Linked DNA regions of Homo sapiens: region 1 is linked to region 2. A link is a loop called in an ENCODE intact Hi-C map of the cell type or tissue named here. Cell type or tissue: endothelial cell of umbilical vein. All regions are shown on one strand. Each heading gives the region's core, and the rest is flanking DNA. Links, peaks and the distances in the headings are about the cores only. Region 1 overlaps ADAMTS3 (ADAM metallopeptidase with thrombospondin type 1 motif 3). Region 2 overlaps LOC105377273 (a long non-coding RNA gene).

Region 1 (5,391 bases), core at 200-5,199, 650 kb after region 2:
CCTAGTTGCTTGAAATTGAGGAGAAGAAACTGCCACATGAGTGGAGACTTCCAAATTTGAGCAGATTATGAATGATTTTTGTGCAGCTGCCACTTGCTTATTTATTTCTGTCTAAAGAGGTAGATAATTACCCTGACTTTAGGTGTGACTTATGAATGGAAATGAATGGATACTATTATGAGGAGAGAGAATTTCCTTAGCCTATTGTTATCATCGAGTGTGTGTTTCATTTATTCATTAGAAGGGATTATATTGAATGCCTACTAAGTGCCAGACATTTTCTAGGTGCTTGGAATATATAATGAAGAAAAAAGACAAAGATCTTTGTCTTCTCTTGATTCGCTAAAAACAATATTTTATATACATATATCTTTCCACTTAAGAGGAAGGTGCAGAGTGAATATTTTTCATTTAAAAGAGCTTTAATTTTTTCAAAAGCAAAGAGTTGGATAAAAATGCACATAGTAGGCATTTCATGTAATATAATTGAGTTTAGCTCCTTTAAGGAGGAAACATACAGGAAACGACTAGCCTGACAACTTTCTTGATGTTTAAAATTACACATCTCTCTCCCATAGTTAATCCTCCTGATTATGAAATATTAACGAAGTTGTACATTTAGGAAATAGGAAAAATCCATGTGTTTGCATTTCATTATACAGTTAACATCCACTTATCATTTTATAATGATAGAGTGTCATCAATCTATTTTATATTGCCAACAAGGAATATGAATTAACTCCAGCTGGAAATAACAGCCTCCAATTGGTTGTTAAAGCATTTGTTTGGAAAAGTATGTGATCCGTATATTAAAAAAGGAAACTGATTTTATTAAGAATGTAAACACTGGTAATAACATTTGCTGAACTATAACAAAATTCGCCTGTCAGTCAAATAGGGACTAATTTTTGGTTCCAAGTTCAAATTTTCATTTCATCAGAACTACTCTGAGAAGTGTGGCTAGTGAGTTCTTGAAGGTTGGGCCCTTTTCCCCCCTGAACTTTTAACTCCTGACCCTAATGTGATGGTAGCAACATTCAAAGAACTTATTTTCTTATATCAGAACTGGAAGAGTCCACCCCTCTTCAGTAGCATGAAGTTAAAAAAAAAATGGGAGTTTTTGTTTTTGTTTTTTAGTGTAAAGTTAATATAATTTGATGGTTCTCCATAGACTAAGATTTCATCAGCCTTGTCAACTCATGGAAGAATTCATATTCTCCCCACATGTTGATTAATTCTGGATCGTAAAAAATAAACAAAAATCTTAACTAAGATTTTATACCTTCACATCTCTGGAAAAACATGCCAGAATCTTTCTCAATGTTTTTGTTCTTAATTCTATGAAACTGAAATCTAAGCCAAATCAGAAATTATTTAGACTACTAAAATTATTACCTAAATGATTAATGTTAAGTTGCCTCACAATAGCAAATCTCAGTATCAAACATTCCCATGCTTTGGGAGGCTGAGGCAGGAAGATCATTTGAGGTCAGGAGTTTGTGACCAGCCTGGCCAACATGGTGAAACCCCATCTCTACTAAAAATACAAAAAAAAACAAAAAAAAAGCCAGGAATGGTGGTGGGCGCCTGTAATCCCAGCTACTCAGGAGGCTGAGGCATGAGAATTGCTTGAACCCGAGAGGCAGAGGTTGCAGTGAGTCCAGATGGTGCCACTGCACTTCAGCCTGGGTGAGAGAGTGAGATTCTGTCTCAAACAAAACAAAACCATTCTCATAAATGGTATAATTTGACTTTCCCACAGGTAAAATTGTGAGATTCTGTCTCAAATATAACAAAACCATTCTCATAAATGGTATCATTTGACTTTCACACAGGTAAAATTGATTATTATTAAAATATCCTTCATGGGCATTTAGAAGTCACAAATCAAAGCAAATATCAGAATAAGCCCCAAATATTATTGAATCATTGTTTAAATACTTTAATCCCAAATTCAGCTTCAGAGGAAATTATCAAACGAAGCCTTTGGGAAATTGTCAGGTGTGTCTTTAACATATTGTTTTCACTTAGTCCATCAGCCTCATAGAAAGGGGAAACCCATCCAGAAGCTTGGAGAATGTGTGTCGCTGGGCGTCCCAACAGCAAAGATCTGATCTCAACCACTCTGAACACCATGACCATGCAATTTTTTTAACCAGGCAAGACTTTGGACCTGCTGGAATGCAAGGTATTGCTGTCAATATGTAGAAGAAATACTTGAGGGCATGACTTTTAAAAAGTAATCCTAAATCAGGCAGTCTGTTCAAATGTTCTGCTCTCCACCACTGCTTTCCACCACACACCGGCCAAGCATACATTTTCTTTCTTTTGCTTACAGTGACTTATGTGGAGTTCTCAATGTTAAATGCCACTTAAATACCATCGTAAATTATACTTGCTTTTAAAATAGTGATTGTGCATTTGGGGCATGGAGGGGGTGCTGTAAAATGCAGTGTGATTTCCACTAACTGTTTGGAATGAGAAAAGAGATGCCATGAGAAATGACTGCTGCCAAAGAGCTTTCTTCCAAAGTCAGCTTACATTTATCTAATAAATTCTGATGTGGACTTTGGAAGAAGGAGACTGATGATTTTCTTTTTAACATTGATGGAATTTCTGGCTTCCTTCATCAGTACCACGATATGAAGGACCATTTACTAAAACAGAAAGGCAGGGCTTAGCTGGTGGGCAGAAGAAAATGGTAACCCCAGGCCATTCCTTCCCTTAGGAAAGGAGAAAATGCAGACCCAGTGAACCTTTTTAGAGAACATTACCTGTGGCTTTCCCAAGAGAATGTGACACAATGCTAGTAGGGAAATAATGCTACCCCTGTTTCCTGAAAGGCTTTTACTTTTTTCCCCCTAGGCAAAAGTCCAGTTGTAATTCTTAATGGGTTTTCTCATAAAATGAAAATAAAAGTAATTGTTATTCTCTACAGGATATGCTCCAGTCACCGGCATGTGTCATCCAGTGAGAAGTTGTACCCTGAATCATGAGGATGGTTTTTCATCTGCTTTTGTAGTAGCCCATGAAACGGGCCATGTGTAAGTCACTGCTGACAGCTATAAAGCCAAAAAAAGATCTTTTCTTTCCTGCTTCTCCCAGTATTGTTTCCTCTTTGGGCAGAATGCATGCCAGCATACAATTCTTGTCTTTTGCCAAGTGTGAAGAGCTGCAAACAGAGAAGAGGTCATGCACGGAAACTAAATGAGTGACTGGCTTGCAGAGGCACTCCTGTGGTTTTCAGAGCTATAGAATAAGAAAGGCATTTCTGTCAGATTGCTGTCAATTTCCGTTTCTGTGACTTCTTCAAGAAAGCCACGTTGACTCAAAAATACGTTATTTCCCAGGGCTTATTTTCAAAACCAAAATTAAGTGAAGGCAGTAGCCCCTGATTCTTACCACTGAGGTCTCTTTGTGTTCTAGGTTGGGAATGGAGCATGATGGACAAGGCAACAGGTGTGGTGATGAGACTGCTATGGGAAGTGTCATGGCTCCCTTGGTACAAGCAGCATTCCATCGTTACCACTGGTCCCGATGCAGTGGTCAAGAACTGAAAAGATATATCCAGTATGTCCCCTGCTGCATGTCATGAAAGTATTTATTTTATAGCCTACAGACATGAAACTGACTCTTAGGACTTGATCATAGCAAAATTCCCAGTAAATGAAAACTATTACTGATAAACATTTTCTTATGACTTAGAACATTCAGCACAAAAATTTTATCATGGAGTCACAATACTTGAAGCCATAAGTCTAGAATATAAGTAAACTTTTAACTGTAATGTAATTTTCCTTTAGTAAATTGTTATCGAATCTTTGATTAATGGTCAAACTTGAGGATGGGGGGAGGATGGTCATGTGGTTTCTGCATATGATACGAGCTGTGCTCTACAGTATAGGTGTCAGGATGTGCCCTACCACACCATGTGGTGGTTTAATTAGTGACTCAAATAATCGTGGCTCTACTACATTCCTAAGTCATGCTTGGTTTACTTTCCTGGCATGAATACAGGTAAAGAGTCTTTTTCTAAATGGAACCAAAACCAAAACCTTAAATACATGTTTTTGCAAATTTGCTGTATGATCTGGGATGAAATTCTAAAGTATATAAGCTAAGACTACTTTTTTTTAAATCAGGACATGATTTTTTTAAGTGAACATTTAACTACATGCAATATTTTTCTTCCTACAGTTCCTATGACTGTCTCCTTGATGACCCTTTTGATCATGATTGGCCTAAACTCCCAGAACTTCCTGGAATCAATTATTCTATGGATGAGCAATGTCGTTTTGATTTTGGTGTTGGCTATAAAATGTGCACCGCGGTATGTTGCTCACAGTTGATGTAGATTTTGCAGCTCGAAATCTATTTGTGTAGCTCCTGCTTGGTGAGATTTACAGACTCACTGGTGCAAGTATAATAATATCTAGCAGTTATTTTGTGTTCATTGTGTTGCTGTGTGCTACAGCTAAATGCTTTAAATATATTGTCTTAATTAATTCTCATGACAGACTAGCAGAGAGCTGATGTACTTTTATTTTACAGAAGATAAAGCCAAGACTTAGAGATTAAGCAACTTGCTTAAGGCACACAGCTGGTAAACAGGGGAACTGGACTTTGAAACCAAGGCTGCCAGGCTCAAATCTTCATGTTCTTTGCATCCCCTGCTTTTTGTGACCTTCAGAGAAGATGACTGTTAAGCCTTAGATTTATTGCTTTTCTTTAGCTTGATGGCAGGATTCCATGTATGTGTGACCATAGGGAAGGATTGTGCTGGTATAGTCTAGTAAAAGAATCATATGGCATACCATGGGGGTCAGGACAGTGGGTCAGGTCCTGGATCTAACGCTTTCTTTTTTTTTTTTTTGAGACGGAGTCTCACTCTGTCGCCCAGGCTGGAGTGCAGTGGTGCAATCTCAGCTCACTGCAACCTCCGCCTCCTGAGTTCAAGCAATTCTCCCGCCTCAGCCTCCCGAGTAGCTGGGATTACAGGCATGCACCACCACCGCCAGCTAATTTTTTTGTATTTTTAGTAGAGACGGGGTTTTACCATATTGGCCAGGCTAGTCTCAAACTCCTTGACCTTGTGATCTGCCCGCCTTGGCCTCCCAAAGTTCTGGGATTACAGGCGTGAGCCACTGTGCCCAGCTGATGCTTTTTAAATATATAAACTTGGGCACCGTATTTAATCTCTCTGGACTACTTTCTCATGTGTAATATGTGGATAATGATAGTATGTATCTGATAAGATTGGTGTGAGGATTAAATTTGATAATATAATTAAAGTGCTTAGCACAAGAAAGGCACGTATATATGTTAAATGGAATCCATTAAAGCCAGTCTTGCCTGTAACTATTCACATTAGATGTATATTTCATTAAATTT
Region 2 (5,391 bases), core at 206-5,205:
GTGAGGTTGAATGTAATAGTCCACTTGAGACCGTCCCACAGCTAAGATGAGAGGTTAAGTCCCATAATAAGAATGATAGAGTGACAAGGAAATAGATCGTGCGCCACTGCTGACACCATGACCCCACTGCACAGCTTTTCTCTGCACTTCCTTTTTATGGAAGGCAAATTATGCGAGGCTGTTTGGTTAAGCCGCTGTCATCAGATATCTGTTACATACAGTACACATAAATCCTAAATGGTGCAGAGCCCTTGACATGTCCTCATTTTGAATTCTGTACTTTATTTATGAGCTAGCCATTATGGTAATGATGTGCTTAGTGATTTTCTCCCTACAATCCTTTGAGCTATTAATTATATGAATGAATTAACATTTGTAATGCATTCTCTCTTTCTCATTATTGTATTTAATGACTAATAAGTTGTCTGACAATTGTGCACGTTTAATAAATATATATTTCTAGGTAACTGGAGAGTTGTTTTGACTCCAAAGTGTTACACACACACACACACACACACACACACACACCCCACACACACACAGACAGAGACACACCACACACATACACACATTTCTTTATATAATTGTATGTATGTGCAAACATCCTATATATTTGTAATGAATTTATAATGATGTTATGTGTTTTTAAATACTTGTTTGGTTTTAAAATACCCAGACATTAAATAATTACTACATGAGAGTAATTACCACTATTTCCTTTCTAGCTAGGATTTGTATATTGTTGTAGAAATGGACATTTATGTGTTTCAATGAACTCTACAATCTTAGGGAAACAAAAGAGAGCTGATGTGACTGAAAGGGAAATAAAGAAACTTAATGACTTTAGATTTCCTCCTGCAGGATTTTCCAGACCACCTGAACAAGCGTTTTGTAAAAGCAAAACAAAAACACACAACATTTTAAACTCAAATAACTTTGGGGAGTATAGCATGTTACACCATCTTTTTGGACCATGGGCACATTAAAGTTGCCTACAGTAGACAAATCTGTTTAACATTTTAAAATTCAGCATTCCCAGCCTTATATGATCATGAAACCCTTCTATTCAAATGAGGTCTATTAACACCCAGTGGAAATGCTGTTACATGATGCATATTCTGGTAAACCCTGCAATAGAGGGATTGGAAGCAAGAATTATCACCACTATTATTTAATGTTAATCTAAAATATCTAGTGTAATGAGATGGTAATCAGAAATAATATGTATGGCTTCTTAAAAGGAAAATAAAATTTCAGACATTTTACAGAAGACAGAAATTTGTATTTTACCATGAGAGGGAGATATTTATCTAGTTTCTTATTCTATCTCTGGCAGCCAGAGTACCTATGACTTATTTTAAATTTAAATTTATTTATTTATTTTTAGAGATGGGGTCTCATCATATTGCCCAAGCTATTCTCAGACTCCTGGCCTCAAGGAATCCTCCCACGTTGGCCTCCCAAAGCACTGAGATTACAAACGTGAGCCACTGCACCCAGCTGAGAATACCTATGTCTAAAACATAGGTACTCAATAAGTGCTTGTTGAAGGAAGGATGGTTTGATGGAAGGAAGGGAGGGAAGGAGAAAGGGAATCTCTCCTGGGAAACCAGGACTCCAGAGAAACATCCTGGACAAGCTGCCCAAGAGCCATGGTTTTATAAGCTTTCTGGAGACTTTGACATGCTTCATAAATTGCTTTTTCTCCAAATTCTCATTATTTGAACTTTTGTTTTTTTACTCTGATAGAAAATATGTGTATTTGATAGCTACTAATCAGAATCCTTATCAACATAGTACTCTAAGCAACTACTACCAATTAATTGTGGTAGGTGAGAGAGCTAAAACCTGATTGCCATCTCTAACATAAGCCTCTATCCTTTTCTCCTGGTCAAATAACTTAGGCTTATTTCATAATCACTAGCCTCATGTCTGTAGCATTATCTGAAGACAAATTATCTGCTTTTTAAAACAATCTCAAATACTGTTGTGATGATTTTTAAATGCCCCCAAATTATTTGACATTCTTCCCTTCAGTAGGTGGAAGATAATTCTCCTTACCTTGAGTGTGGGCTGGAGTAGGCTTAATGAATTTCTTCTAATGAAAATAATATAATGAAAGTGACAACATGAGACTTTGAAGATGATATAAAAGGCACTGTGGCTTACTGCTTACTCTGTCTCTCTGTCTCGTAATTCACTGTGGAAGAAGCTAGCAGCCATGCAGGACAAGCCCATGTGGCAAGCACCTGATGCCTCCTGCTAGCTTCCACGTGAATGATCAATCTGGAAGTTGCTTCTCCAGCCCCAGTCAACCCTTCACATGAGACTTTATCCCATGCCAACATCCTAACTGCAACTTTATGAGAGAATCTGAGCCAGGGCCACCCAAATAAGCCACTCTTGAATTCTTGACTCACAGAAACTGAATAATACACTTTTATTGTTTTAAACCACTAAGTTTTGGGGTAATTTTCAATGCATAAATGGATAAACAATGCTACTATATTAAAGGCTTTTAAACAAATACAGCTCATTTGCAACCCCTTTCAAAGCCCACCCCCTTTTCCAATCAATTTTACCACTTTGGTATGGCTGAGTTAGCTAGTTGTCCAGCAATACCTGATTTATTCTTTCCTCCAAAGTGAAGTCGGAAAAATGTTTTAAATAAAGGGCCAAATAATAAACATTTTAGGCTTTGTGGGCCATATGATGTCTGTCACAACTATTCAACTCTGCCATTGTAGCACAAAAGCAGCCATAGACAACATGTAAATGGACCATGGCTCCCTTCTAATAAAAATTTACGGTAGTCCCTCTGATCTGAAGGGGAGACATTCCAAGAGCCCCAAGCGTGTCTGAAACCATAGATAGTATTAACCCTATAAACACTATATTTTTATCCTATACATACCTATGATAAGATTTAATTTATAAATTAGACACAGTAAAAGATGAACAATAACTAAAAATAGAATAATTATAACAATATACTCTTCACAATTTCATCAATAGAAGGCCCATTCTTACTGTAGATCTTAGCACCGTCAGCATACAATTTGTTTTCTTTCCTGAGTCCAGAGCTTTTACCTTTTCATGTAAAGGAAGCACTTTACAGCTGATCTTTGGCACATCTGAATTGCCGGTATCACTACTCTTGTGCTTTGGGGCCATTACTAAGTAAAATAAGGATTACTTGAACAAAAGCACTGGGATACCACAAAATGGCCAGTTGATCTGATAACTGAGATGGCTACTAAGTGACTAATGAGTAATGTAGCATCTACAGTGCAGATACACTGGACAAAGGGATGATTCACATCCTGGGCAGGATGAAGCAGGGCAGCACAAGATTTCATCCTACTACTCAGTACAGCACACAATATAAAACTCACAAATTGCTTACTTCTGGAATTTTTTATTTAATATTTTCCCAGCACGGTTGAACGTAGGGTAACTGAAACCATGGAAGCAGAAACTGTGGATGAGTGGGTACTACTGTATTTATGGACACTGAAATTTGAGTTTCACATAATTTTCACATCACAAAATATTATTATTCTTTTGATTTTCTTTTAACCACTTAAAAATGTAAAAACTATTCTTAGCTTGCAGCTCACTTAAAACCAGATTTGGCTCATGGATATAGCTTGCCAATTCTTATGCTAAATCAATAGATTTCTTGATATTTAGCTGGCACATGGATGCCCAAAATAAAGAATATTTTTTCAGACTATGGCCACATGACCTTGTTATGGTTGGTGGAATGTAGGTGGGAATGATACGTGCAAATTTTCTTACAAGGAAGTGGTGAACTCTCCCTTTTTTTTTTCCTTTTTTCTACTTCTCTTGGCTGAAATGAAGATCATCTTAGACCATGCAGATGACAGAGATGTCCTTGGGATGGTGAAACAGATAGAAACAGCCAGAATTCTTGGCTCTGCATGGTGCGCAGTCATACCGTTATGAGAGTGAGAAAGAAACTAGTCTTTCCTCTGTTTTTAGGTCCTTTTCACACATTAACAAATCTATATTCTAACTAGTTCAACTGGTGAGTCTTTGGCTAACATCTCTTCTGAATGTCATGACAAGTCAATGTGTTGTAATTTCAAGAAGTGCTGTAGACAGTGATTAACAGCTTTGTGTAAAGTTAAAAAAATGATTCTTGGTTACTAGCCAGGTCAGGATAGTTTGAGTATAGGACAGCTTTAACATTTTCTAAAAACCAGAATTTCTAAAAAGTTGCAGGTATTTGCCTTTTCTTCTGAGTGTTGATTTCATTGGACTTGGAAGTGAACAAATGTGCCTTTTATTCCTTTTCTCCCATCACCATCACACTTACGACCAATGAAGGAAGAATATTAATTTGGAGAAACATAAATAAGCCACTTCTTATAATCTTTGAGGAAGAATTAATTCACATTGTCCTTTGGGGAGCTTATTTATATACATGAAAGGGTTTAAAAATCCACGCCCCCGCCTCTCCAAATATCTCATGGTCCTATGGGTGTTCATATTCATATGATAACAGAAAGAAATTGTAGTCATAATTGGCATATTTATCTTGTAAGTATTTCATATTTTCCACAGTAGAACTTGGGGGTCCCAGACTGTGTACAACAATGAGAAAAGATCCCACAGCCTCAAAATCTGAAAACCACTATGAGATTCATCAACCATCACTTGGCAGCCTCAGAGCACCAGGCATTGTCCAAACACGATTGTTTGAGTTTTTGTGCTGACACAAAGTGTTTCCCATTCATCTCTCTCCCCCTTTCTCTCCCTCTTTCTCTCCCTGCCAAAAACTCAACTTTCTTTAAGTAGGCACAGCCTTCCAAGTCCTGGCTGTTAGTGTCCCTGAGAGGTTTCAGGGAGAAGCAGTCTTGGCTGAGAGTTAGAGCTAGAGGCCAGCCAGTGAAGGGAACAATGTCTGGGTTTTGAGAACAGCTGGAGCTTTGGAGGGAGAAAAGCAGCTTGGTGAATGAGGAAAGAATGTGCTTGTCACTTCAAGAGGCAAGAAACATAGACTTCCCTCCTGCTTCTGCCAATAAGTGTTTATTGGAAAGGGCAGAGTGGTGGTGATGGCAGGTGACTTTTGGTTTGGATTTTTATGGAATTTTTCAGTTTATTTTACCTTTTCAAAGAGCAGATAAATGTACAAGTCCCACACCATAAGTATTTTCAATTCTGCTCATGTTTTTATTGGATACAAATGTTGTTCCTCAGAGTTATTTTTAAGAATGCCACCCCTGGCCTATTTTGAAACTCTGCTTGCTTTCCTTGCATGTAAGTTAATATTTGTTATAGGGATTTTGGAGAAAAGTATCAGAGGGTATTAAATGGAAAGCAAAGGCCTTAGGGGGAAAGGATCCTATTCTGAGAGCATGAGCT

Evidence for each region. Hi-C counts contacts between places; a loop is a spot of excess contacts. Peaks named below come from ENCODE experiments on the same cell type or tissue, not always from the same donor. Only the 100,000 strongest peaks of a DNase experiment are listed, where the experiment ranks them.
Region 1: it touches region 2 in a loop (4-fold over the local background); 1 of 110 quality-filtered maps calls a loop at or near these places.

Annotation. Positions count from the first base shown.
Region 1 is chr4:72,317,511-72,322,901 of GRCh38, reverse strand. ADAMTS3 (ADAM metallopeptidase with thrombospondin type 1 motif 3) reads left to right here. Exons shown (of 22, transcript NM_014243.3): 7 at 2,032-2,188; 8 at 2,939-3,044; 9 at 3,427-3,570; 10 at 4,198-4,330. Among named protein-coding and RNA genes, the nearest start is that of ADAMTS3, 250 kb to the left of the region's middle. In endothelial cell of umbilical vein, for the core only: no CTCF peak of the experiment used is centred there; a DNase peak (open chromatin) is centred at 3,051; H3K27ac peaks cover 345 bases.
Region 2 is chr4:72,969,664-72,975,054 of GRCh38, reverse strand. All of the region lies in intron 1 of LOC105377273 (a long non-coding RNA gene), which reads right to left. Among named protein-coding and RNA genes, the nearest start is that of COX18, 97 kb to the left of the region's middle. In endothelial cell of umbilical vein, for the core only: no CTCF peak of the experiment used is centred there; a DNase peak (open chromatin) is centred at 3,284; H3K27ac peaks cover 2,672 bases.